Regions from separate parts of the Homo sapiens genome. Here region 2 is linked to region 1. Evidence: chromatin loops called from intact Hi-C (ENCODE). Cell type or tissue: Calu3. All regions are shown on one strand. Each heading gives the region's core, and the rest is flanking DNA. Links, peaks and the distances in the headings are about the cores only.

Region 1 (12,887 bases), core at 3,453-8,452:
TTGGTGCCATGGGATCTTGGTTTTTCCCCCAGCTTGTGAGCTGGTTATCACAGTTCCATCAACCCGTGGGCTGTGGGAAGTTCTACCAGACTCTCAGCAAACAAAATGCTGTGTCCTAGACCCAGATGCGGCTCCTGTTCCCTGTCAATTTTACAATTAGCAGGGGAGGGAAGATGGAGACAAACCATTATAAAGCAGATTAGCTTTTGATCAGCGCTATGAAAATGCTCCTAATAACCAATACTATAAGAGTTGAGGAACAAAAGATCTCACTCCTTGCTGCATTAATTACAGAAGACATCATGGCTGAGGCAGACTCTTAGAGGCAAATGCAAATTTCCCATAGGCAAAAATGGTGGGAGATTTCAGCCAATAAGAATAGCTTGAGTCAAGACACAGATATTTGGAAAGACAAAATTCAGTTGGAATGCCAACTATGTGTCATTATCAATATCAGCCTCATACGGTGCTAAAGACCAAGCTTCCCCTTCTGTAAATCTACCCAGAATCACATATTAGTCTGTGGCAGGACCAAGATTCAAACCCTGGTCTACCTATGCAAAATCTGTGTGTTCCTACCATCCTGTGCTGCCTCTTATGTAAACATAACACAGTGTAAAGCTATCGGAAAAATAATTTTGGGCTCCCCCCAAGCCAGACCAGATAAAACTCAAGTGCAAGTAATTTATTTTGCAGTTGATTCCAGGAAACTTTAGTAAAGGAATGGGGAAAAGAGACAGAGAAGGAAAGAGAACTGATAAAGGGTTCTTTATTAAGAGAGTTGCCACTATAGCTAGAGCTCAGTCCAGCTGCGGAATTCAGGGATTCAGTGCACACAACCTGCTCCTCCTGGCTATACCTCCCCAAGTGGGTGAGGGGCCTGGGGTAATTATGTATTCCAGCTACTGACTGAAGGATGCTGAGGGGGGTGTTAATTCTCTAACACTTTAAGCAGCCTGCCATATGTGTGACAAAGTAAGCTCTGTGGCCCAGAGAAAAACCCCAGGCAAAAAAAAATGCAAGCACTGTAAGTTGGACAGACATATTGAAGTGGTGAGAGGAGATGGGTAGGGGATCAACGAAAGCTCCATGAAAGCAGGGACTGTATCTGTTCTATTTACCACTGTACATCCACTGCCTGACACATACAAGATGCTTACTAAATAGCTGTGGAAGAAAGGAAACGAGGGAAAGAGGGAAGAAAGGACAGAGGATTAGCAGAGTCAGGGCAACCACATTGCACATCTCCAGGACACTAGAGAAGAGGCCAGAAGGAAGAGCATAAAGGTCCTGAAAGATTTTGTTCAGTGTGCATGGAGGGCTTGTGAAAGTTTTGCAAGTTTGAAAGTCTGCAAGAACTTTGGAAAGTAGAGCAGAAATATGACATGACCACAGCAGAGTTTTAGGGAAATGAATCTACTACTCTTCTGTTCAGCAAATACTTACCAATCTTTTGGAGTCAAGAAGTGTTTCATTTTTAGTAAGGATGGGGCAAAAAGTAGAAGATCTACATTGCTGCAGAACATTTTTAAGTTATCTCAATTGTTCATGGAGGAGAACAGCTGCCGAATATTGTCAGCTTTCTATCTATTTCTTAGAGCTGGTGTGAAGGTGTGAAGAGTAGCACTTACCAAGAGACTGGGTACTGTGAGGACAGAGACTGGCAGGGCCCTCTGATGCAAAGATCAAAGAGGAGGCAACAAGGAGCAAGTCCCAGGTGATCTGAGGGTTGTCTCTGGCCTAACAGCTGGTACATCTCAGAGTCACACTTTTTTCCCTCAAGTTGTAAAACTGGAAGAGGAGAAAACAGGAGGTGACACTTTAGGAAATATTGGGAATAGAATGAGTGTGAACTCCACAAGGGGATGGAGTCTACATGGGGATATTTAATTTTGTTATATCACCTCCCTAATAGGCAATTCACTTAGAGCCCCCGGTGAACTGCAAGTCCCAAATCCCTTCTCCACACTTCAAAAATCCCAAAACTCTAAGCACTGATTTACTTTTATAAATTTGCACAAATTCATTTGACATCAAAACTTGACCTTGCTGTGAATTCATTCATAGTCTTCCTTTTCTTCTCCCACTTTGGGTGAGTACTCATTTTCCTCTAGAAAATTTTGCGGCTCTGAATTCCAAAACACATGTGGCCCCCAAGGGTATCAAACAAGGGATTGTGAACCTGTAATTAAACATGAAGTATTTGGCTTTTTTGCCTGTAAATAGGCAAAAAAGTTTTTTTGATGTTGAAAGGCAAGTCATGGAGCATCTGTTTTACTGATGTTGATTATACCAAATGTGGCATACTCCTGGCACTTGGCAGCAGTAGGGACATCTCCTGACCAGGGAGGCTCCTCAATGGCTGCAGTGATGACAATGATGATATGGTTTGGGAGCCAGCATTTTCCCGATCTTAAGAAAGGTAGACAACTTCTTGGAGGCCTAGTCTTGGGGTAGAGTTTTGGGAGTCACTATTGGAAGTACAACCTGAAATTTATTCTCAAGCCTCCATTTTACACCCTGTAATAAATAATTTCTTGCTCGAACTAGCTAGAATAGAGTCTGACTTGTGCAACTGAGCCTGAAATGGTATCCCAGCCACACAGCAACACCGATCCAACCGTGCTATCATTCCAATTTTTTTTTTAACTCAAACTATTGTCAGTTGCATAACTGCCAGACTTGGTAGCCATAAAGTAAAATAACAAAATAAATGTAAAAATAAGCCGGGTGGCATGCGCCTGTAGTCTCAAGTGCCTGTAGTCAGGAGCTGAGTTGGGAGGATTGCTCAAGCCCAGGAGTTTGAGGCTGCAGTGTGCTGTGATAGTGCCTATGAATAGCCACTGTACTCCAGCCTGCAGAACATAGAGAGACCCTGTCTCAAAAAAAAAAAAAAAAAAAGTCTGCTCACAAAACAAATATTTCCTACTACCAAGGCTGAGACTGCCCAGTAGAAGTTGATGCAGACAAAGATCTTCCAGCAATTGTTGAAACCATTACATTGCCTCCAAAAGTGATCCTGTTAAAACAGAACTATTCATTTGGATGTAGGCTTTCTGTCACTGTGTTAGTTAGTCAATATAAATCTATTTGGTAATCATTGGAGAGAATGGAAGTAATACAGAGAAAGATAATACAGAGTATTTATTTCCAAGGAGTTTCTTCTCTCCTGGGCTTCTGGTCAGACACCCAACCAAGCATTATGCCCACTCTAAGTGCTGTAATGGGTATGCACAAAGTGCAATTACTTAGCCATTTCCTCCACTCACATCCAGGCATTTCACAGCTTGCACAGCCTGAATCCACAGCCTCACTCCTACAGACAGATGCTTAATGTAAACACTTAATATCCATGTGTCTGTAACAGTAATAACGTCATCAGAACCCTAAAGGCAAAAAGGCTTTAAGAAGTAGCTAGGTAGAGAGTAATAGATTTATACCATGAAAATGTGTTTAATCAGGAGTCTGAGTACATGAAAATAACATCAAATCAACCCTATCTCTAAAAATGAGAGAAAAATTAAATAAGTAAGATGGATACTTGAAATATTAGTGTTTATTAGCAGAGTTTTTAGTGTGTAAACATACCCACCCTAATTTTGTCTTGAGAATTGGATTCTGAAAAAACTGTGATCAGCACAAAGGCATGTTGATACCCTGGCACCATGAAAGCATTGAAAGGGAGAAAAATGACTGGATTGGCAAAAGTCTTGACAAGAGAGGCCAACAGAAACCAAAAGCCTTCACGACTGTAACTCAATTTGTTTTCTGAGCTCAGAAGAGAATGACACTGTGCTAGATGGATTTCAGTTGTCCTTCCAGATCTGCTCTCCACTTCTCCACACTGGCCAGCACCCTTCATGTGCTGCTCACAAAGCCGAGAGCCACAGAGGAGCACACGGGGTGAGCTGTGATGAATGATTTTCATTTACCTTTCCAGATCCTCTGTCCACCCTGCTGTGCCGATAGGCATTTACGGACCATAGCGACAAGCTCCTTTGTCCCCTGGCTTCTGGTTAGAGAGCCAATGAGATGCACGGGCAAAGACTGCATGGAGAGGGAAAAGTGAGGTTGGGGCATTGCCTGCCCTCCCTGCAGGGCTGTGAGTCTCAGAGTCCATGTTCCACGATCTAAGGCCAAGCGCCCGTCAAGCAGGCAGCTCTCTTTCATAGCTTCCAGGTCCAATGACCTTCCCTCTAAGGGTGGTAATAGCACTCCATGCTTAACAATCACTATTCCTTTTAACCCAGTACATCTTTGCAAATTAGCCCTTTTTGAAACTCTTCAGTTTCCCTCATTTGACTGCATCACTTTTTTCTCATGGAAACCCTCACTTGGGGATTATTGTTTAGGGAGAGTTTCCCCAGTATTTTTACAGAGCTAACAGGAAGTTAATTTGCCTGCCCTTTGTACAGCTCAGTTAGATCAGCTTTTGTCTGGAAAGGAGCCTTGCAGGGCTTGGCTTTGTATCCTGTTGGGATGATCATCTCTCCAGTGTGATGACTAAGGGTTGTGTCCAGTTAGTGCACTAGCAACTGAAGTTAGGAAGGCTCGGGTGGACGCTGCCAACCAGCAATCCAATCTGCCTGATGGCCAACCCTTTGACTGCTGGGAGCCTGGAGCTTTCTGAATCAGACAACTTCCAGACTTCACATGTGCTGCCAAGCACAAGGTATGAAAAAGGTTTCTTTTCTTTAGATTCTGCTTTTTCACTAAAGCTGCATCTTTATCCAATTAATTAGAGAAATGTTACTCAAAGCATAGTCTGGGGACCACTGCTGGTATGCACACTGGTGGAGCTTGCACCAGAATAAGTTCACTACGTTCCACTGACAGGCTTTTTTTCTTTTTTTTTTTTCTCGGTAGCAAGACTTTTTGATGACTTGTTGATTTACAATTTCATAAGCTTTTTTTCTCATCACAGATGAGGAACAAATATTTACCAACCTGGTATTTGGGTACTTGCAGTAGCACTGAATTAGAGGACTGTGAAATCAGACCTAGGCAATAAACTAGGTCAGCATTTCCCATGTTGTGCTCCATGGAATCCTAATCTTGTGACAGCTTGTCTATTAAGAGGAGGAAATGCTTAGAGAGTCACAAAGGACATGACCATGTTAATGGCTCTGATAAGTCCTGCAGTTAACGAATGTGCTTATTTTTGTTCAGCACAGAATTTCCCATACTTGTTTAAAATGATTATGTTATGTCATGGCTATTGCCACTTGTGAAATGAGTGTTCTGTGGAACTAACACTGTTGGCAAGGAAATGCTTCAGGAAGTGCTCAGCCAGAGGATCTCTAGAGTCTCTTGGGAAGATATTTATCTTCTCAGGGCCCCTGTTTCCTTAACTATCAATTAATGTCTAACATCTGACTAGTGGTTGGCATTTTCATATGCATGTCCTCAATGAGACTCGGGTTATCCTGTGAGAAATCGTGCAGGAATGGTACATCCCAGTCCACACAGGAGTAATTGAAGGGTCAGACAGATTATGTGACTTACTCAAAGTCACACAACTTGTAAAAGGTGAAACTAGAATTTGACACTCAGGTCTTCAAATTTTAAAATCTATTATTTCCTACTATACTGCATTGAATCTTTGAGCTGGAAGGACTCTTAGTGGATAATATGTCTAATCAGGTAAGTAATACTTTAGCAAAGGAGGGATTCAATGTGAATTCAGTGCTGGTCATTTAACTTTTAGCTGAAGTTCAAACCTGTTTCTTTACATCATTTTGACATCTTCCTCTTGTTATGGTCAAAGACAGCTTTCCAATGTCCTATGCACTCACCATCTCAGGGAATGGGTCACATTGTCATATTCGTCTTCTGAAGTGAGTAGAAGACGGCCTTCCACAAACGTTGGACCTCTGGGTTTGTTCACAGAGCAAGGCAATGACACTGGGGAGATAGGAGGGCACTCTATATTTATATTCTGTATTCCTGAGTCAAGAAAAAGGAGCGTGAGATTTAACAGCACTTGGCTAAAACAATTAAGTCACAGCCTATCTTCTTGTGGTCAACTAAAAGAAAAGAAAAGAAAGTGAGATTATTTTTGTATTTTTAAAAACAAAGGCTAAGAAATAATCTGCTCACAATGTTCTCCATTCTGTATGTGTGTGTTTCTAACTAGTTTTTAAAATTCGAATGATTCATTAATTCATTTGTTCATTCATTCAGTAGGCTTTTCTTGAGTACTTACTCTGGGCCAGGCAATGTGCTAGGGGTTGAGGAAACAGAATGAATAAAATTAATTTGTCACCCAAGTCAAACATGAATCATCATTACCATCACAAACAAATACTGAGCATCTTCTATAAAAGGGGCCAGTACTGGGCACTTCCGGGATCTATAATAAGACATACCAAGGCAGGGTCCTTGTCCTCCAAGAGTTCAGTCTCCTTGAGGAAATAGCTATGCCCATAAAAGGCTAAGCATCATTGTGCAATGCTGAGTGCCAGCCCAGTAGCATGAAGAACAAGAGTAACCAGCATTCCAGGGATAAGAAGTCACTCTTGGTCCAGGCAGGTGGGAGCTGTCAGAGTGGCATAATTGTGGTCAAAGCTAATAATAACTCTATTATAAACCACAGCATTGCAAGGAAGCAGGAATAATTTTTCTGAGAGAATGAAATCTTTTTGGTTTAAATTGATCTCACGGAAATAAATCTGGCACTTAAAAGAGTTTTGGGTTTCATTTATGTCATGAGGGTCCATTTGCGGGTGACTAGTTCCCGAAATAAAGAACTCGTCTCTCTAGGCTGGAGTAATTTTGAATCTGAGAGATGAAAGTTCATTATTCTTTTGGAAGTTAGTCAACATTAATTGTGTTTGGCACTTTTTAGGTAAGGAAAATTATCCTACACTGGATGGTTACAATTACATTGTTATGTCTGAGAGGATTTTCTCATGTAATTACTATGTGCCGGCTCTCTAATTACAAGGAGGGCCTGAATTTTCTTCCTGTCACTGCAAATGATGTCTCTACTATATTGAAAAAATAGCGGACTTTCTTTTCCTCAAATAAGGTATCAAAACTGGTAAGCCATGAAGAACTTAAAAATACCGTTGACGATATAGATATTTCTACAGCTTTATTTTAAAAGTTTAGGTATCATATCCTATTGGATTTAGAGAAATTTTGATAATTTGATTAAAATCTTATGTTTATGTTGTTACATTCTAAGTAGAAAATCAGATCCATGCTTAGTGTGGGTTTTAAATTTTATTTATTCTAAATTCTTAGAAAAATGCACAGCTAATATATGACTTACTTGACCTCAACTTCAATGAGCAAAAGAAGCTTGCAAATTTAAGGTATTTAATAAAATGCCTCCCCCACCCACCTTGAATTCTCATAGAAAATACCACAGGGTTTGACTACAAGCAAGAAACACTAGAGGTTTCTTCCTTCCCAATAAGGACAGTTATTAAAAAGCTGGGTGAAATAATTTTCTTACATTATTTCTCTTAAAAAATCCAAGAGTTAATAAGATAGTGAAGATTTAATCTACAACAGTACAGAAGACAAAATCCCGGGAAAGTAAGTTGAGCACACAAAGCTGCTTTGACCTCAATAGCATTTTCCAAACCTGAAGAAACATGCAAAACTGAGGTGCTGTCTCGGTGGCCTCACAAAGCAAGTAGGAAAAAAGTGAAAACCTAGGCCCACCCATAGTGGGGAGCCCATTCTCTCCATAGATATTAAACTGAGATCCAAGGTTTATGCCCTCAGGGAAATAGAAAGCCTAAAGGAAAACAACTTTTGCTTGGATTTGCAGCCCAGGTTTGCATCAACTGGATGGTCCAAGGAGCCTCAAGCCTTGAACTTAGACTAAGCAGATCCCTTACTGGTAAAGCTCCGGGAGCAAATAAGAATGGTCTCCAGAGAAAAATTCTGTCATCTCAGAGTTTAATCACTCTCAAATTATTTTTCAAATACAACAACCAGTCTACAGTCAAATATGACTTGTTGCATAAACATGACAACATAAATGAGAACTAGCAGAAAAAAATAGACAATAGAACCAGACCATAAAGACCTAAAATGTTAAAATTATAAGATACAGACTACAAAATGTTTATTATGTTTAAAGAAATAAACATGTTTCCAAGGAATAAGAAACTACAAAAAGTCCAACAGCACCACCCAACTTTTGTAAAAACAAACAAACAAAATGCCTTTAAACACTTCCAAATACATTTCAACAGAAAAAGTGAGGCCAGTGATTGCCATGGAGAGCTCCATGGCCAAAGTCACATACATTTCCTGGGGTGACCAGTATCCAACAACTGATCAATACTGGTTATGAAGTCCTGGCCAATTCCTGGTCACCACAGCTGCATAAGTTATCCCATCCTCAAACTCCCTGTGAGTCGCCCGACACTTCTGTTGAGTCTTATTGGATGATAAGCTGTGGTTGTTGCTTGGGCACTTTAGCTCCTCATGGCAAGGGACAGGTAGGTATGGAGAAGAATCACCATCTTGGCAGAAGTAATTGACTCCTGATGTTAGGCAATAAGGGCACAGAGGAATATAGTTAGCAACCAGTTGATTCCCCTGGGTGCCTCCTGGTATTCCTTTCCTTAATTGTGACAGTGAATGGTCAAATGCAGCAACCTGGCCTGTGAAAGGCATGGTGATCAGGGGCTCAGACCCTTCCAAGTCTGACTCACAGGACCACATAAGCCAGTGAGTCCACAGAAATGTTAGAGAAATCCAGAATGGAGAGAAAAGGAGGGACCTGATGAGTGTTTGTTTTGGCCTTGAGATCATCGGCAGCTGTAGTTCATCCCACTAACCTTATTCTCCTAAATTTCCCTCTGGAAGAGAGGCCCACTAAAATCCTGGAGGCATTGCTCCCAGAACCTGTTTGAAGCACTGGGTCCAAGTAGTGCAATGTGTGGATTATGATGGATGTGGTTATGGTCAGCCTAGATCACCCTTTAGGATTTGAGGCACTTCCAAACTGATGAGATGACCCTGAGCCACCTAGCTTAAGGACTCACTTCCTTCCTGGGTGGCTCATATCCAGGGACTAATCAACATGGGGACATAATATCCCCTTTCTCTCCTCTTCTCCATGGGGGGCACCACTGAAGGTGATTTCACCTTCAGAACTCCCTGCAGGGTTGACTGTGTCTTCCATTGAGATATCCATCATCACAGTTCAACTGTGCCCAGTCCTACTTTCTTCTCTTCTCTTACACATGTTCAATCTGCAAAGCACTCCTGCGTAAACCTCCTGTGTTCAAGTCTGTTATTCAGGAGACCCAGCCTGTGACACTCGGATCTTCACTGAGTTGAGCTTCTGTACCTTACTGGGGTCCAGATATTTCTTCTTCAGACATTCTCTAATTTTAAGAACCTCATCTAAGGGACAGGAAGTCTTTGTTCTTTCTGACAATCTGGACAAGCTTTCAGGACATTTCCTAGAAATCACGCTGCAAGGAGTGGCAGGACTCCTGATATTTGATATATGCCCTACCAAACTCATCCCAGCTCTTCCCATATTTGACAATGACTTCAGAGAAACCAACAAAGTCTAGATTCTTAGGAGGGGGAAGCTAGTGCCCATCCCTCTTCACAGCTGAAAACACTCAATTGATTCAAAGTATTTGCATTTTAACTTTAAGAGCCCAGGCCATTTATCTTAATGATAGTGGGCCACTGTAGTGCCAGCAGTATCTACAACAAGGTGGAAATTGTAGGAATAGCACTAAAATAGGGACGTGGGGGACAAGCTGCTGGCTATCCCATGGAGAGTTTCAGATGCGGTGCCCCTAGAGAAGGCCACTGTATGACCAAGTTGCTTTAGTTAAAATCACTAAGTGACTAAGGGTCACTTACTATGAGTGTCGGTAGAGACAAAGTTTTATTCCTTCACCACAGCAATGCCCCATTCCCCAAACCACTGAAAATAGACTCTGATTAAATTAGCCTATATTTGAGGACACTCACATTGGTATCATTTTGAGTTTAACGTAATCAAGCAGAAACCTCAGCTGTGGGAACCATTTTAATGCAGAGCCCATTTGTATTTGTCCCCTCCAGATCAATCTAAATGCAATTTCTTCGCATTAGGTTCTTTGCTGGTTTGCAAGTAAGCTTTTTGATTTTTTTATTTTAACAAATACTAAATGTAGAAACATCTATTTTTAACAAGAAAAATAGACACTCTTAAAAACAGAGCATGCTATTTTTTGGTTTTGGGAGTGGAGGTAGAAGAGCAGTTGGGGAAGTTTAACCGAACATGGCCTATTTTACTGGTTCCAGTATAACATAAGTGTTTTCAGTTATGAGCTACCTTGATGGATTTATTTACCTTTAGATGTTTTTATTGGCTTGGGGAGCCACGGGGTTAAAGGAAAAGAGGGAACAAGGAAGTTAAAGCCTTTGAAAGAAGACAACCAGTGGTGTCATCCAAGCATCCCAGCATTAAAACTAAATAGGATTCTGTAAAGTTTCCCTATAAATTGGTTACTTGGAACCCAGAGCCCTGGAGAAAGAGACTTGCCCAGGCTGCCAGTCAAAGAAAGACATATGCATATGGATTCCCTGAAATTAATGCGAGGGGGAAAGTCTACTAGGATTGTAAATGATCTAAGTGCTTAATGCACTTTCTTGGCAGATCCGAAGCAAAATTGTTTCCTCAAATTCAGGCCTCAGAGGCTGTGAGCCAAGCAGTTGTCAGTGGGTCTTGTAGTTAGTAGATACTTCTTCCTCTCCCCACACCAACGCTTATTGGGCCGTCCTTTCCCAGCTCTAAAGCTGAGAACCCTGCCCTTTTGTGCTCCTCTGGCCTAGGCCTGCTGGCAGCAGCAGCTCCACACTTCTGCCTGGAGGGCAAGAAAAGGAGGGGCTTGAGGGTGAGGGGACTCACAGAGTTGGAGGGGCATGCCACTTTGCCCATTTGCTTATTTCATCAGTGATTGATTTTTCTTTCATGAGAGAAGGAAAAACGAGAGGAGAGAGTGAAGGTAAAAAGGAAGTTCTGCAGCCCTGGAAGAATGTCTGAGGGACATTCTGATTCAGGAGTTTATAGCTTGGGCAGGGTTGGCACTGATACTCACATGATGCATAAGAACCAGGCTGATGAGTTGAAAATTAGCTTCTGTTTTGATTTTGTCCCAGAATACAAAAACATTCACTTTCCTTGATAGAAAGCAGAGTTGAGAAGACTTTCTATCTGGCAATATTTATAAACTTTATGGGATCCTTACATAATGAGATGAAACGAAGTTTTATTATCTTAATGGCTGTTGCTTAGAAATGTTTTGGGACCCCGAGGGCTTGAGTGTTTCTTGGCCACAAAACTTCAAAGTATAATGTGAAACTGGCTTGCACTGGATATGAGAGAAATTCACATTTTGCTCTGAGGATAAAGGGAGAAGATAGACAAGAAGAGAAGAAATGCAAGGAGGAGGAAGACAGAGCATGGAGCCAAGTGGACAGAGGAGAGGACCAGGTGCGGGTACTGGCAGGTGAAGCATGCAGTCATGGGGGCGGCTGAGGCTGTGCGAGAGGCATGGTAAGGCTGCTCTTCCACATGAAGTTCCTGGCCTTGCTGTGTCATGAGACTCCATTTCTGCTCCAGAATCACCCATAAAGACTCCTCTGTTCATATTTTCTTTTCCGTGGAACTCAGAAAGGGGGCAGGTGTTCTGTGGTATGGTCCTCATGGTATAGCACATAGTTGAGACAAGCTTAGGAGGAGGACCTCATGAGAAAGTGAGGACTCGTGGGACTCATGGGCTCCTGCCAGTGGTGGATTTGGGAGAGCAGGATTGAGTTAATTTGATCCAGATCTCCAAGGGCCAGGGACTCAGTACACAACTTTTGAGTAATAAAGATGATGGAAAGTAAGATATTATTTGGTAAAATCTGCATGACGTCCCAAACAGTAGGATCCAGAATACATGGGAACACTCTTTCTCTTCCAATGCATTTAGATTTGCAGTCTCATCAGTGCTGGGCCCTGCCTGGCACAGAGTAGAAGGTCATTGACCCTGCTCTCAAGTGAGGGTGGGTATGTAAATAAATGAATACAGGAAAATGAGTACGCTGATACAGCAATGAGGAAAAATGCAGCATTCGTTGAAGGCAAGTCATGCCTTATCAGGTATAAAAACACTACAGTGGTCCTCAGCCTTGATGGGTCAACCCTTCTTAGTGTGAATTTTGTTAACGGCCTGTGTCTGAAGTACCTTTCTAGGCACTGCAACTTTCTGAGTGTTTCCCTTCAGGACTCTATGTTAAAACAAACAAACCCAAACAAAAAAACACTTCTGTATTTCCATGGAAGTGATTTTTAAGAAAAACAAATAATAAAAATGCATGACTTTTGGGTTGCCATATCAGGGCAAAAATAAAGGAAATAGTGCCTAGAAAGGGATTGTGAAGGCAGTGGCACCCTCTGCAAATGGCACCTGTTGCTACAGGTGCAGGATTTCTGGGAGAAGAAGAGGATTTCTTCCTGACAGGCAGGTCCACAGTGCAGCGCAGGCCATGCTGATACAACCTGGAGCATCTCACCATTAAGGGAAATTCCACATTAGGGAACATGGACATTTAGAGATTTTTTTTTCTATTCTTCTGACATTTATACCTTGCATACTTTTGCTTTAGAAGATATAATTGACATAATTTTTAAAATGGCTTGCTGTGTGCTATGATGACAAGACAGGATTTAGAGTCAAAATTCCTGGATTTTTATCCCGACCTCTTAACAAACCAGTTGCCAGAACTCATACAAGCCACTGCTTTGTGAGGCCTCAATTTCCTCATTTATAAAACAGGCTGCTAATAACATCTGACATTTTCACAAAAGCCTTTCTCTGGCTTAATGCTAAGTGTCATGCAATTGACAGTCTTTAAATCACACC
Region 2 (12,887 bases), core at 3,068-8,067, 110 kb before region 1:
TATAAAGCCACCAGTCCCACTTACATGATAACCCACTAACCCATTAACCCATTAGTCTATGAATGGGTTAATTCATTCATGAGAGCAGAACCTTCATGACCCAATCACCTCTTAAAGGCCCCACCTCTCAATACTGCCACAATGGGGACTAAGTTTCAATATGAGTTTTGGAGGGGACCAACATTCAGACATTTCATAGCAAGATGAAATGATATGATGTCTGTGATTTGATTCAAAATAATCTATGGGGCAGAAAAGTGGGTAGGAGTATATATGCAACAAGACTTATTCTGAGTTGATTATTGTTGAATCTTCTGGCAAGTTAAGTACAAGTTTCTTATAAACTTTCTATAATATTATACAAATACCTTAGACATTAGTTGTCTCAAAATCAATGTGCTTTTCTTTTTCTGGTGAATAGATCATTTTTATAATAGAATCCCCTAGGTTGGAAAAATAAGTTACTACATTTTTAATGTTTCTGAATTTAGATGGCTATGTGCAATAATTTGAGCATGAGTAAAGTGAACTCTCAAAGGACATGTATCTCTTCCAGTTAGGATATATGTCAATCCTTGTATCACCCCTGAAACCAGGAGCTAATTTCTCTTACTGTTTGGTCAGGTCAGTGAAGGGTTGATACTATACCAGCACGTAGACTGTGAGAACACTGGCTGGACTGCGGAAGATTCCTTTACATTCACGGCCTCCTCCCCATCAGCAGCCCTGGGACCCGAGGAATTCTGTATTACTATTTCATATGATATCAATGAGCCTGGTCAGCAGAGTTGTCTGCTTGCAAATACAGGTAATGCCACCACGATATGAGCAGTGCCTAATCTATAATTATTAAAGTAGGGAGAGTTTGGAAATAAATCTTTCCCTTGTTAATTGTCAATGCCATGATATCAACCTTTGAAATAAAGCTTAAACAGTTATAAAACATTATTTCTTTACACGTCCTCTTTCTCCAGGTCTCTTCTATTTTATCTCATAAGCTTAAACAGTTGTACTGGGAGAAGGATGACAACTTAGCTTTAAAGAATTTTATTTGCACCTCCAAGTGGGGACTTCACTGTGCCCATGACAGAAAACTGTGGATAGAAAATGAAAATGACAAATAGGGTAAGTTCTTAAAAGGAAAGGGGTATTGAAAGCTGCATGTTTCCATGGCAAGAGAAAGTCCGGTAGTAGATAAATTATGAAATTAACATTTTATAAATGAATATAAAAGATTTTAAAGCTCAGTTGCCTGAAATGTTGGCTTAATTGTGTGTGAATGTGTGTATTTAAAATGTATTTATTTAATATGCCTTGGGTAGCAATGCTAATTCAAGTACTTGAGCAACCAAAGTGTTACAAGTAATCCACTAAGACAAATTTGAGGGAAAAAGAGCTTTACAGTTGTCATCTAAAAGTTCTAATGAAATGCCAATTTGTTCTTTCTGTTTTAACAGGAGCTTCTGTCAAGGAGGGAGACAAGGTTCTAATTGGCCGATTTAAGTTAGATGCCTCCAACCTCTTATTTAAATTGCCTGAATCTCAGTGCTCGTCCTGTGAAATTTGGTTCCAAGTGACATCTCTTCCTCACCACAGAACAATTATGGTTGGAAAAAGAAATATTACCAAAGGTAAACCCAGTTTCTACCAGTATACAACTTTAAAGCTAAGTTGTCATCCTTCTCCCAGTACAACTGTTTAAGCTTATGAGATAAAATAGAAGAGACCTGGAGAAAGAGGACGTGTAAAGAAATAATTTGGAATTACATACATTCATGATGACTCTGAATCACTGGCTGATAATTTTACCTTTGTCGTTTGGCCAAACCAAAAGAGCAAGTCCACCCAAGCCAGAAGCTGACTTTCTTGAAGAGATGTTTAATATCACCATCTCTCCAGGTAATATTATTATAATGACCAGGCACCAGAATTAAAGACAAAGGGGCTTCAGTTGAAAGTTCTGCAGGGCAGTAGGTTGGCTGTGGGACCTGAACATCTGAAAATGGAAGATCTGGACAGTCCTCCAGATGAAATCAGATATATGATCATCCGTAATCCTAATAATGGCTTTTTGGCAATGGCTTACCTTCTGGACACAGCTGTTCACCATTTTACACAAGCTGACATTGATAACTCTCAGGTGTGGTTCATACAGGATGGAAGCCCTTCTTCTGGAATGTTCTACTTTAGTGTGACAGATGGTGCACACCACACCCTCTATAAACTCTTCCACCTGGATGTCATTCCCATCTCCATCAGCATTGTGAACCTTACTGACCTACTTCTCCCACAAGGCCAGACAACCATCCCCATCACCAATGCTCACCTGTCAGCCATGACCAATGGGAGGAACCCCCAAATCACTTACATGATAACATGGCCCCTCCAACATGGGCACCTGCTGATTGAAAACCAGGTGGTCACCAACTTTGGACAGGAAGATTTGGATTCAGGAAGACTCTTTTATCACATGACAAATCTCACTGCCACACAGGACCAGCTACAGTTCTCACTGTTTACATCAGAAAGCAACCTGACAGGACAAACACTGAACATCAGAGTGCAGCCTTTACTGCGGGTTATGCCAAACCTGAAAATTGCCGACAGAGTGGCTCATCAGCTGAGAAGAAGGGACCTAGATGCTACCGTGTTGCAGGAAGTCAGGGACCCCGAACAGAGGGACCGGCTGAAGCCATGGCAGAAGAACATAAATTGTGAAGATTTCATGGACATTTATTAGTTCCCCAAATTAATACTTTTATAATTTCTTACACCTGTCTTTACTGCAATCTCTGAACATAAATTGTGAAGATTTCATGGACACTTATCACTTCCCCAATCAATACCCTTGCAATTTCCTATGCCTGTCTTTACTTTAATCTCCTAATCCCATCATCTTCTTAAGCTGAGGAGGATGTATGTCACCTCAGGACCCAGTGATGATTGCGTTAACTGCACAGATTGTTTGTAGAGCATGTGTGTTTGAACAACATGAAATCTGGGCACCTTGAAAAAAGAACAGGATAACAGCAATGTTCAGGGAACAAGGGAGATAACCTTAAACTCTGACTGCCAGTGAGCCAGGTGGAGCAGAGCCATATTTCTCTTCTTTCAAAAGCAAATGGGAGAAATATCACTGAATTTCTCAAGGAACATCCCTGAGAAAGAGAATGCATCCCTGAGGGGAGACCTCTGAAATGGCCACTTTGGGGATGGTAGTCTTTCATGGTCGTAGCTGAGGGATGAAATCAGCCCCCATCTCCCGTAGTGCTCCCAGGCTTATTAGGATGAGGAAATTCCTGCCTAGTAAATTTTGGTCAGACCGGTTGTCTGCTCTCAAACTCTGTCTCCTGATAAGATGTTATCAATGACAATGCGTGGCCGAAACTTCATTAGCAATTTTAATATTGCCCTGGTCCTGTGGTCCTGTGATCTTGCCCTGCCTCCATTTACCTTGTGATATCTTATTACCTTGTGAAGCGTGTGATCTCTGTGACCCACACCCTATTTGTACACTCCCTCCCCTTTTGAAAATCACTAATAAAAACTTGCTGGTTTTATGGCTCGGGGGCATCATGGAACCTGCTGACATGTGATGTCTCCTCTGGATACCCAGCTTTAAAATTTCTCTCTTTTGTACTGTGTCCCTTTATTTCTCAGACTGGCCGACACTTAGGGAAAATAGAAAAGAACCTATGTGAAATATTTGGGATGAATTTCGCCCGATACTATCGAGCTTGCTAATATGACTGACAGTGATCCCAAATTTGAAGTGACAGAGCCCCCTGTACATAGAAGGCTGGGATGAAGAGGGGTTCTACAGCACAGTGATAGAAGAGGCTACTGTATTCACTCAGAGGGGCATTGACCAAGGGTGGCTGGTATTCCACCCACAGGCGTGGGGATGCTGAATGACTTCTTCACTTTCTTGCTCAGGCCAGATCATGTACAGCCAGTGATATGTTATCTCCCCTTCACCATAGTGCCGCCTGACCCCTCACTTTTCCAAACATTTACACCAGGTGTTCCTTTATTTGTCACTGGAGACAACCTTGTAACCCCAGTTCTCTCTCAGGAAAAGCCTATGATTTCCTCAAGACTTGTGGCACAGACAGAAACTTTAGGGAAACTGACCCAGACCAGATGGCAGAAAGCAGATCCCTGGGGACAGCACAGTGGTGAAGAGCCCAGTGTGGATGGCAGAGTTTCTGCCATCAAGGTCATTTGGCCACCAGCCACCACTAATAGTCAGCTTTTGGGCACCCACACAGCCCAGAGAGAGCAGTTACCCTCTGATGGTCATCATACCCTTGGCTGCCGTGGTCTTCGTGCTGAAAGTGGCTGCAGTGGCCATGTGTGTCTGGTTGTTGAGCCAGAAGGTAGAAAAGGCAAAACCCCTTATCAAGCCCCAGACCAATCCGGAACACACAACCCCAAGTCATAGGCCACAAAGGAGCATAAAGTTCCCACTGTCACAGTGACACCCCTTCTGCAAAGCTCCAGCAGCCCCCCAGTCTGTCTTTTCAGGGCCCTGCAGTGTGAACAAATGTCTTCTCCAGTGGCCGAGCCAGTGGACAAATGTGCTGCTTGGGAGACATGGATGAACCTGGTCAAACTCTGCCGACAAACCAACCCAACACTGAAGCACAACCAGTACCGGGTGTAGATTGAGGGCTCGCATTTCTTACTGACCACCTACCATGTGTCAGGCACTGGGATAGGCATTGGGATATAAAGCAAATAAATGCTGGTTGGATCAACTGAGAAAAGTCAGGCCCTGCTAGTGATTCAATGTTCAATCCTAGCTCCATGGTTAGATGTTGCGGGGTGGTTGATTGTGACTTGTACAACACTCATGGGCTTTCTGCAATGGGCTCTGTGTGTCATCTTCTGGACCTGACTTTCTCAGTATACATCAGTTGGTCAATATTTAAACCCTTTACTAAGGTAGTACAGAACATGTTAGCCCCACTGAGAATGCTAGTATTAACCTGGGGCATAGAGTTAAAGGAGGAAAGCTTTGAATATTTTACACTGAGAATTCCCTCTGAGTGAGTCAGCAGGAAGTACAAGAACTATTTCAGCATGTAGAAGAGGTAATTTATCACATCAATGAGTATGTTTACGTAATGTTTTTCTGTAATGTCTTTTCCTCATTGGAGTCTCTAGGTTTGATTTCCTAGTGCAGGAAATGCCTCAGTGCTCTAGGTAGTGTTGGGACAGTCTGGCCCCTTTTGAAATTATCTACTGAATACATTGTGTTTCATCAGGAGGCTTTGTCTATTTTGATTTATAAAATCAAGCCTAGAAGAAACTATCATCAGAGTGAACAGGCAACCTACAACATGGGAGAAAATTTTCGCAACCTACTCATCTGACAAAGGGCTAATATCCAGAATCTACAATGAACTCAAACAAATTTACAAGAAAAAAACAAACAACCCCATCAAAAAGTGGGCGAAGGATATGAACAGACACTTCTCAAAAGAAGACATTTATGCAGCCAAAAAACACATGACAAAATGCTCATCATCACTGGCCATCAGAGAAATGCAAATCAAAACCACTATGAGATATCATCTCACACCAGTTAGAATGGCAATCATTAAAAAGTCAGGAAACAACAGGTGCTGGAGAGGATGTGGAGAAATAGGAACACTTTTACACTGTTGGTGGGACTGTAAACTAGTTCAACCATTGTGGAAGTCAGTGTGGCGATTCCTCAGGGATCTAGAACTAGAAATACCATTTGACCCAGCCATCCCATTACTGGGTATATACCCAAATGACTATAAATCATGCTGCTATAAAGACACATGCACACGTATGTTTATTGCGGCATTATTCACAATAGCAAAGACTTGGAACCAACCCAAATGTCCAACAATGATAGACTGGATGAAGAAAATGTGGCACATATACACCATGGAATACTGTGCAGCCATAAAAAATGATGAGTTCATGTCGTTTGTAGGGACATGGATGAAATTGGAAATCATCATTCTCAGTAAACTATCGCAAGAACAAAAAACCAAACACCGCATATTCTCACTCATAGGTGGGAATTGAACAATGAGATCACATGGACACAGGAAGGGGAATATCACACTCTGGGGACTGTGGTGGGGAGGGGGGAGGGGGGAGGGATAGCATTGGGAGATATACCTAATGCTAGATGATGAGTTAGTGGGTGCAGCGCACCAGCATGGCACATGTATACATATGTAACTAACCTGCACAATGTGCACATGTACCCTAAAACTTAAAGTATAATTAAAAAAAAAAAATCAAGCCTAGAATAGAAATATTATTTGAAGCCCTACGGGACAGAAAAGTTTGTTGAATGTTTTTACGATGCCTCAATTTGGCTTAACTTTACAATGAATTAAAATAATGGTCCAGGCCCAGTGGCTCATGCCTGTAATCTCAGCACTTTGGGAGGCCAAGGCGGGCAGATCGCTTGAGCCCAGGAGTTTGAGACCAGCCTGGACAACATAGTGAAACTCTATCTCTACAAAATAAGCAAGCAAACAAACAAACAAAAAAATTAACCAGGCATGGCGGCATGTGCCTATAGTCCCCAGCTGCTCTGGAGGCTGAGGTGGGTGGATCGCCTGAGCCTGGGAAGTTTGGGCTGAAGTGAGCTGTGATATACGAGATTCTGTCTCACAAAGAAAATAAATAAATAATGTAATAATGACAAATTTGTATTTGCATTGTCTAATTGAGCCTACTATTGGCCAAGTGAAGCTTCAGTTTCTGTAATTTTAAAATGAAGATATTAGTACTTGTATTAGGAATGCTTTGGGCTGCAAACCTGCAAGACATCCTCTATTAGTGGTTCAGGTTGGAGACTGGCAAGCTTTTTCTGTAAAGAGTCACATAGTAAATATTTTAGGCTTTGTAGGACATATATATATTCTGTCATACATTCTTCTTGCTTTGTTTCTTTTTAACAACCTTTTTTTAAAAAAAAGTAATTCTTAGTTATTGGACTTGGCCCACATACCATAGTTTGCCAATCATTGATGTAGGTAATAGATGTGTTGAATTATCTCAAGTAATGAACATGCTGGGGGTGGGCATTCTAAGACCGGTTCAGTAGTTCAAGAATGGCACCAAGGACTGAGCTCTTCTGTTCCTGCTGCTCTACCTTCCTTAAGCTGTTAACATTTCATTCTTTTATTTAATTCCTTGCAATTGTAAGATGTTTGCTAAAGCTCCAAGCAATACAACTACATTCGAAGGCAGGAATCATAGTGGAGGAGAGAGAGATAGAGGATGGCAAAATGGTTTTTTAAAAGAGTTTTTTAAATTTTTTTTTATTTTTAGTAGAGATGATATTTCACCATGTTGGCCAGACTTGTCTCAAACTCTTGACCTCAGGTGATCCTACACCTCGGCCTCCCAAATTGCTGAGATTGCAGGGGTGAGCCACCATGTCTGGCTGAGACTCTTCTATTATTATTATTATCATCATCATTTTTAATCTTGTAAGAGGAGTTTCTCCCTAAACTTTTGTTTTATGTCTCATTGTCTAGAAATGGGCAACATGACTTCCATCCCTTGACCAATCACTGGCAAAGGAAAATGGTGTCCTCATAACTGACAGTCTCTCCCAGGGCTGAGGGAGGAGTCTACCAACTCAGAGATCAATGGATCAGCCTACCATGTAATTAGGGAAGGATGGGGGGATAGCAATTCGATAGACAATGAATAGGTTCTATTAAAATACTCTTCAAATAGTGACATACTTGGGAACCAAAGATTTTGATCTTTCAAATCAGTGTCTTATATCTCCTTTTCATGTTTTAAGGATTTTTCTTGAAGCCAGAGGCCAGTTTTTCTCAATAGGGGTGGGAAGGCCGTGATGGGGGTGTGTGTGAGGGGAGACATGCCACCCAGAGTACATTTGGCAAAGGCTAGGGACATTTGTGGTTTTCAAAGCTGATAGGGGAAGGATATTTCTTGCATCTAGTGGGTAGAAGCCAAGGAGGCTGCCAAACATGCAAAAAGGCACAGAACAGCTCTCACAACAAAGAATTATCAGGTTGAAAATGCCAACAGTGCAGAGATTGAGAAACCCTGTTTAAGTCACAATGAAGAGTTTTCCTGTATAACCAATGAAGGATAAACTTATTACCAAGTCTAGGCAAAAAGTATATTCTAAAAACTTCATGGTAAAGTGAAAATCCCACGGTATATTTGAAACTCTGATTGGCTAGTGGTATACATGGACATTTAAAAAAGAGGATGTATTAAAAACCAAGCAAAACTTGACAGCAGGCTCATTTCTTCATATTACTCATCTAAGGAAAATATTTTGCCTTGTGTTAACAGGTGGAACACATCGGGAGAGTAAAAATGAGACAGAAAATTCACAAAGGTAAAGATGAGGTCAAAGTGTCCCCAGAAGTCTGATGCCTCTAATATGTTTCATATGGAAAAGGTTTTGTTCTCACCCCATCTCTTTTCTGTTCGTCTGAGTCACACTTCCCTCCCAACTCAATTTTAACTGCTCTTTAGGAAAACACAATTCACAACCTACAGAATAAATGAAATCGTAGCATGTTTGGGCCTAGAGATGACTACCCATGCCTTAAATACTTGGATCTAATGCCATGGACAACTGTTGCTGAAGAACATTTCTCTACTCTTCTTCCAAAAGTGCTTTTATCCAGTGTCTGTACTTCTGAATCGTATAGTCCCTTTCAAGTGTTTTGTTTAAAAGGAGGAGGAATGAGAGGCTTAACCCAAGCTTGGCTTGGTCATTATGCAACTCAAGAATCGTTCTTAGGCCTGTTTTAATCCAGGCACTTAGAAGGAGTAGGATGGCAGTGTGTGCCTGAATCTGCACATGCAGGGGAGGTCGAGGAGCATCTCTAAATCCAGTAAGTGGGTTTTGTTCCCCATCAGCTGGGCAGGGAGAATGCCTGCTCTTTGTGGAAAAGCCAGACATACTTGGCTCAGTGAGTATGTGGGCCTCTTCCTTGCTTCAGCCACAATGTCTCTGGAGCTAGGATTACCAGCCTGGCGAAACAAAACAGTCTGGCTTCCCCTCCTCTTTTTCCTCTTAATTTTGCAACTGCACACATAAAATTGGTGTCCATATTGGAAGGAGATACACACAGATATTTAACAATAATAATTCATGTTATTGTTTGTGAGTGTGCCTGCTGGAGCCAGAATATCAGTGTGAGATCCAGATGTCAAACCTCAGTGATTAATCAAGTAATTAACAGAGAGTTTGGAAAGTTTTCTTCTAGAGGCTCTGGAATATTCTACTGATTTACAGATGGGTTCAATTAAAAGGAAATAATGCTTACCATTTGGTGCTGGCTCAAACTGTGAAAGAAATATTTTTGGCAAAACTTCATTTAACATTGAAAATTGAAGTTTTAGAAATTGAAAAATCTGCCTGAAATGGCTTCTCCCATATGCAGAGGCATAACGGAATAGTTTTGACTCTTTGTCATAACAGAGTCACTGCTTCTTAACAAATGACTGGTGAATAAATAAGTGTATAGCAGAGGTTAGTATCAGAAGACTGGCAGGTTTTTGCTTAAGAGAAGGTATACTCTGGGCTAAGCTGGGAGTGGAGAGTCTCTCTTTTTTTTTTTTCACCTCCTGAAAACATTTTTTCATATTAAGAGGTCTTGGCAGATTCCAACCTTTAGCGGTCCCTTCTCAAACATCTGGGTACATTTCCTTATAGTCCTGCATTAATTAGGTGAGGTGAAGGTGACACAGAAGCTGGCTTTACTCTCTGGTTCTTCAGATTTCTGGAGCTGAAGTGGACACATTTGGAGGGTAGATGGAAGGTGATGGTACATATCAGGTGATGGATCCTGAATTTTGGATGGGACTGAGCTATCCACTCCTGCATCATTCAGAGGCATCATAATTAATAATGAGGTTTAGCCCTGCGCGAGAAGAGGCATGAGGATGAGAGTGGGCTGGGAGCCCACTGTTTGGCCTGCTGAATGATGGATCTTTTGCTTATGATACACAAAAACACCATTGGCTGTTTCATAGAGACCGGGTTGAGGCTGCCTTCTCATAGAGATCTACAAACATTTATAAGGCGCCTCATGTATATGAAATGCTAGGTCCTCCCCCTGGTCTGAAGATGCAAGATGGTATCCCTCAAGGATCTTTTTGGTCTGCTTCTTCTAGTAGGCCCTTCTAGAGTCACACTAGAAGTGCCAGGACAGATGAGGATATGGGAGAAATAGGACAAAGACACGCAGAGCTTAGGACAGGGCTTTGTGTTTTCACTTCGAGTGCTCATAAGTGAGTGCTGCCCATCCAGAGGGGCAGCAAGAGTTGGAACACAATGGCCCACTCTAGTGTGTCCCCCACCCTCCATGTTTCTCCGCCCAGCTTTGCACTCCCTGTCCCTTGGTGTGCCCCAGGTCTGGTGACATGGCAGAATGGGTAAATAATCGACTCTGGGTCTGTTTTGGATCATAGCCCTCTATTTCCTAGAAGTGTGACTTATTCAATTTCTCTGAACTTAGTTTCATCAGTCAAAAATATGGGGATAGTGATATTAGTACCTACCTCTCTGGGTTTTGTTAGGATTTAGTGATATAATCGCCTGATATTAATAGAATAATAATAATCATACAGTATTTTCAATGCATCAGGCAGAATTTTCTTACCTAGGGTTTTAATGCACTATAAAAGAACTAATCTATGAAGTCTCTGAATAAACCAGAGGCTCATATTCTACCCAAAGTGGTATATTACTGGTAGTAGAATTTCAGGTGAACGATTTAGGATAGAAGAGGTGTGTTTAGGAAGGGAACTTCCCAAATGCTCAAACTCTACCTGCCATGCAGGGCCGTTTCCTTGGTCCTTGGATGGGGACTTGGTAAGAAAATGGATGAAGGAAAGAGCACACCAGGAACATTTACAAGGGGCAGACTCAAGCTGAGAGAGATTGAGAGTTCTTTACCTTGCAGAGGGGGCTGAACCACTGATAAAATACCCTGCCCTATTCGCTTCCTGTTCAAGCAGGGATCACATCTGCACAACCCCGTCCTGGATGGGAAACCCTTACCTGCTCTTCCCTCCTCCCAACCCGGTTGGTCTCAGGCTTTCATCAATTGGTAATTTATTTTTTAATTCCAGAATTAACAAAGGACTGTCACTTAAAAAAATTAATATCCCTAGCAAAATTTAAAGTATCCAACTATCACCGTAATTCCATTTTTTAAAGTAAGGGCAGAATCTTAGAACAAAGAACTTCATGGTGGGAAGAACAGATTTTTATGAAAAATTCTCTTTGTCCAGATTTGACTTTGGCCTGGGAAAACCTCAGGACACATCATCAGGGTCAGGAGTTCACCGCTGGAGGCCATGCTTATGGGTGCTTTGATTAGAGCAGAGGCAGAAGCCAGGGCAGAGGGGAATTCAGGCTCCTCAATGTTGGTGCTCTTTAGAAGGTGTGGCCAGGTGTCCCTGGTACATGTGTACATATGCGGTAAGGGAGGAATGGGAGTGAGAGTGAGGGGCAAATTTGCTACTTAAGGGTCTAGAGAATAGCAGTTCCATGGATATGCAACCTGTGCAGCCATACAGGGCCCATTCTCAGAGGGCTTTGGGTTTGGTTGAATGCTCTGTGTCACATCTTGAAATTAGAATAATTTCTTAACAAGAGGCCCCACATTTTCATTTTCCACTGGGCCCCACAAATTATGCAGATGTTTCTGAGTCCTCATAGAATTTAATTGATAGCTGCATCAGACACCTCTTCAGCACAGTTTAGAATTCTCTCAACTTTGCATCTGGCTCCAGCCTTAGCTGTGGCTACAAGTTCCAAGCATGTTTGCAGCCATGAGTGTGCACTGTGCCCTGCACTACCCACCTGAAGGCTCCTCTCTTTCCACTGCATGACGGTGGGAACTTGTGCTTGCACCACCCAGAAGTATGGCTCTGGTCCAGTGGAAAACTGAAGCCTATGGATAAATGCTTCCTCGTTTCATCTCCCAAGTGAACGGTTCTGAAATTCATTCTCTGAGACTTCTCAGAACATCCTGAAGATTGAGCACAATACATTGGTGTGTGGACTCTTTTCCTTCCCTGTTTATCATCCCTGTTCCTCACTCCTGCTCCCACTCACAGATGAGTCTTTGCTTTTGAGGAAACCCATGCGAAGACAATAGTTTACATTCTCCCTGATTGTGACCCCTACGATTACAGACTCTGGGGCTGGGGATCCATTGCCTATTGACTCTTCCATGACCCTTAGGCACACAGTTACGCCTGGGTCACTTGTCTCCAGGACCTACTTTCTGCTAGGCCCCTTGCCTGCGGCAGCTCAGGTCTGTGGAGACACTGCTTTCTGCCCACAGTTGGCAGCCAGGGACCCTTGTGCCCATGAGGAGACTCTGGCCCAAGGCTCTCTTTTGGAATCATGTTGAGGGGACAGGCATTCACTGAACCATCTTCTAGCCGAACATCTCCTTACTCTTCAGTGCACTTTCTCTGCTGATCATGTTGGGTCCCAGAAACAATAACCTTTTTACCCCAACTTTTAGCAAGACCAAGATTTATTGTATTTTGTAATATTTTAGAAAGGCTTCTTTTCATGCTTTTCATTTCAACATGGTTCCTGCCTCTTCAAAGACTACATCAGCTCTCTTCTTTAAAATAATAGCTTTATTGAGATATTTATATACCATAAAATCTACTCAATTAAAGTATACAATTCAATAGTTTTCAGTATTTTCAGAGTTATGCAATCATTACCACAATCAATTTTAGAACATTTTTATTACCCCCAAGAATTCTTGTACCCATAGCAGTCACTTACCATTTACTCCCAGTTCCTCTAGCTCTAAGCAGCTACTAATCTACTTTCTGTTTCTATAGATTTGCCT

The links. A loop is a pair of places that touch in the nucleus more often than their neighbours do. Peaks named below come from ENCODE experiments on the same cell type or tissue, not always from the same donor. Only the 100,000 strongest peaks of a DNase experiment are listed, where the experiment ranks them.
Region 2: it touches region 1 in a loop (2.8-fold over the local background); 2 of 110 quality-filtered maps call a loop at or near these places.

Annotation. Positions count from the first base shown.
Region 1 is chr5:54,694,952-54,707,838 of GRCh38, reverse strand. All of the region lies in intron 1 of LINC02998 (long intergenic non-protein coding RNA 2998), which reads left to right. It overlaps LOC105378969 (a long non-coding RNA gene), which reads right to left. Exons shown (of 3, transcript XR_948330.3): 2 at 1,632-1,791. Among named protein-coding and RNA genes, the nearest start is that of LINC02998, 43 kb to the left of the region's middle. In Calu3, for the core only: no CTCF peak of the experiment used is centred there; a DNase peak (open chromatin) is centred at 6,448.
Region 2 is chr5:54,799,833-54,812,719 of GRCh38, reverse strand. It overlaps the pseudogene CSPG4BP. Among named protein-coding and RNA genes, the nearest start is that of LINC02998, 62 kb to the right of the region's middle. In Calu3, for the core only: no CTCF peak of the experiment used is centred there; no DNase peak of the experiment used is centred there.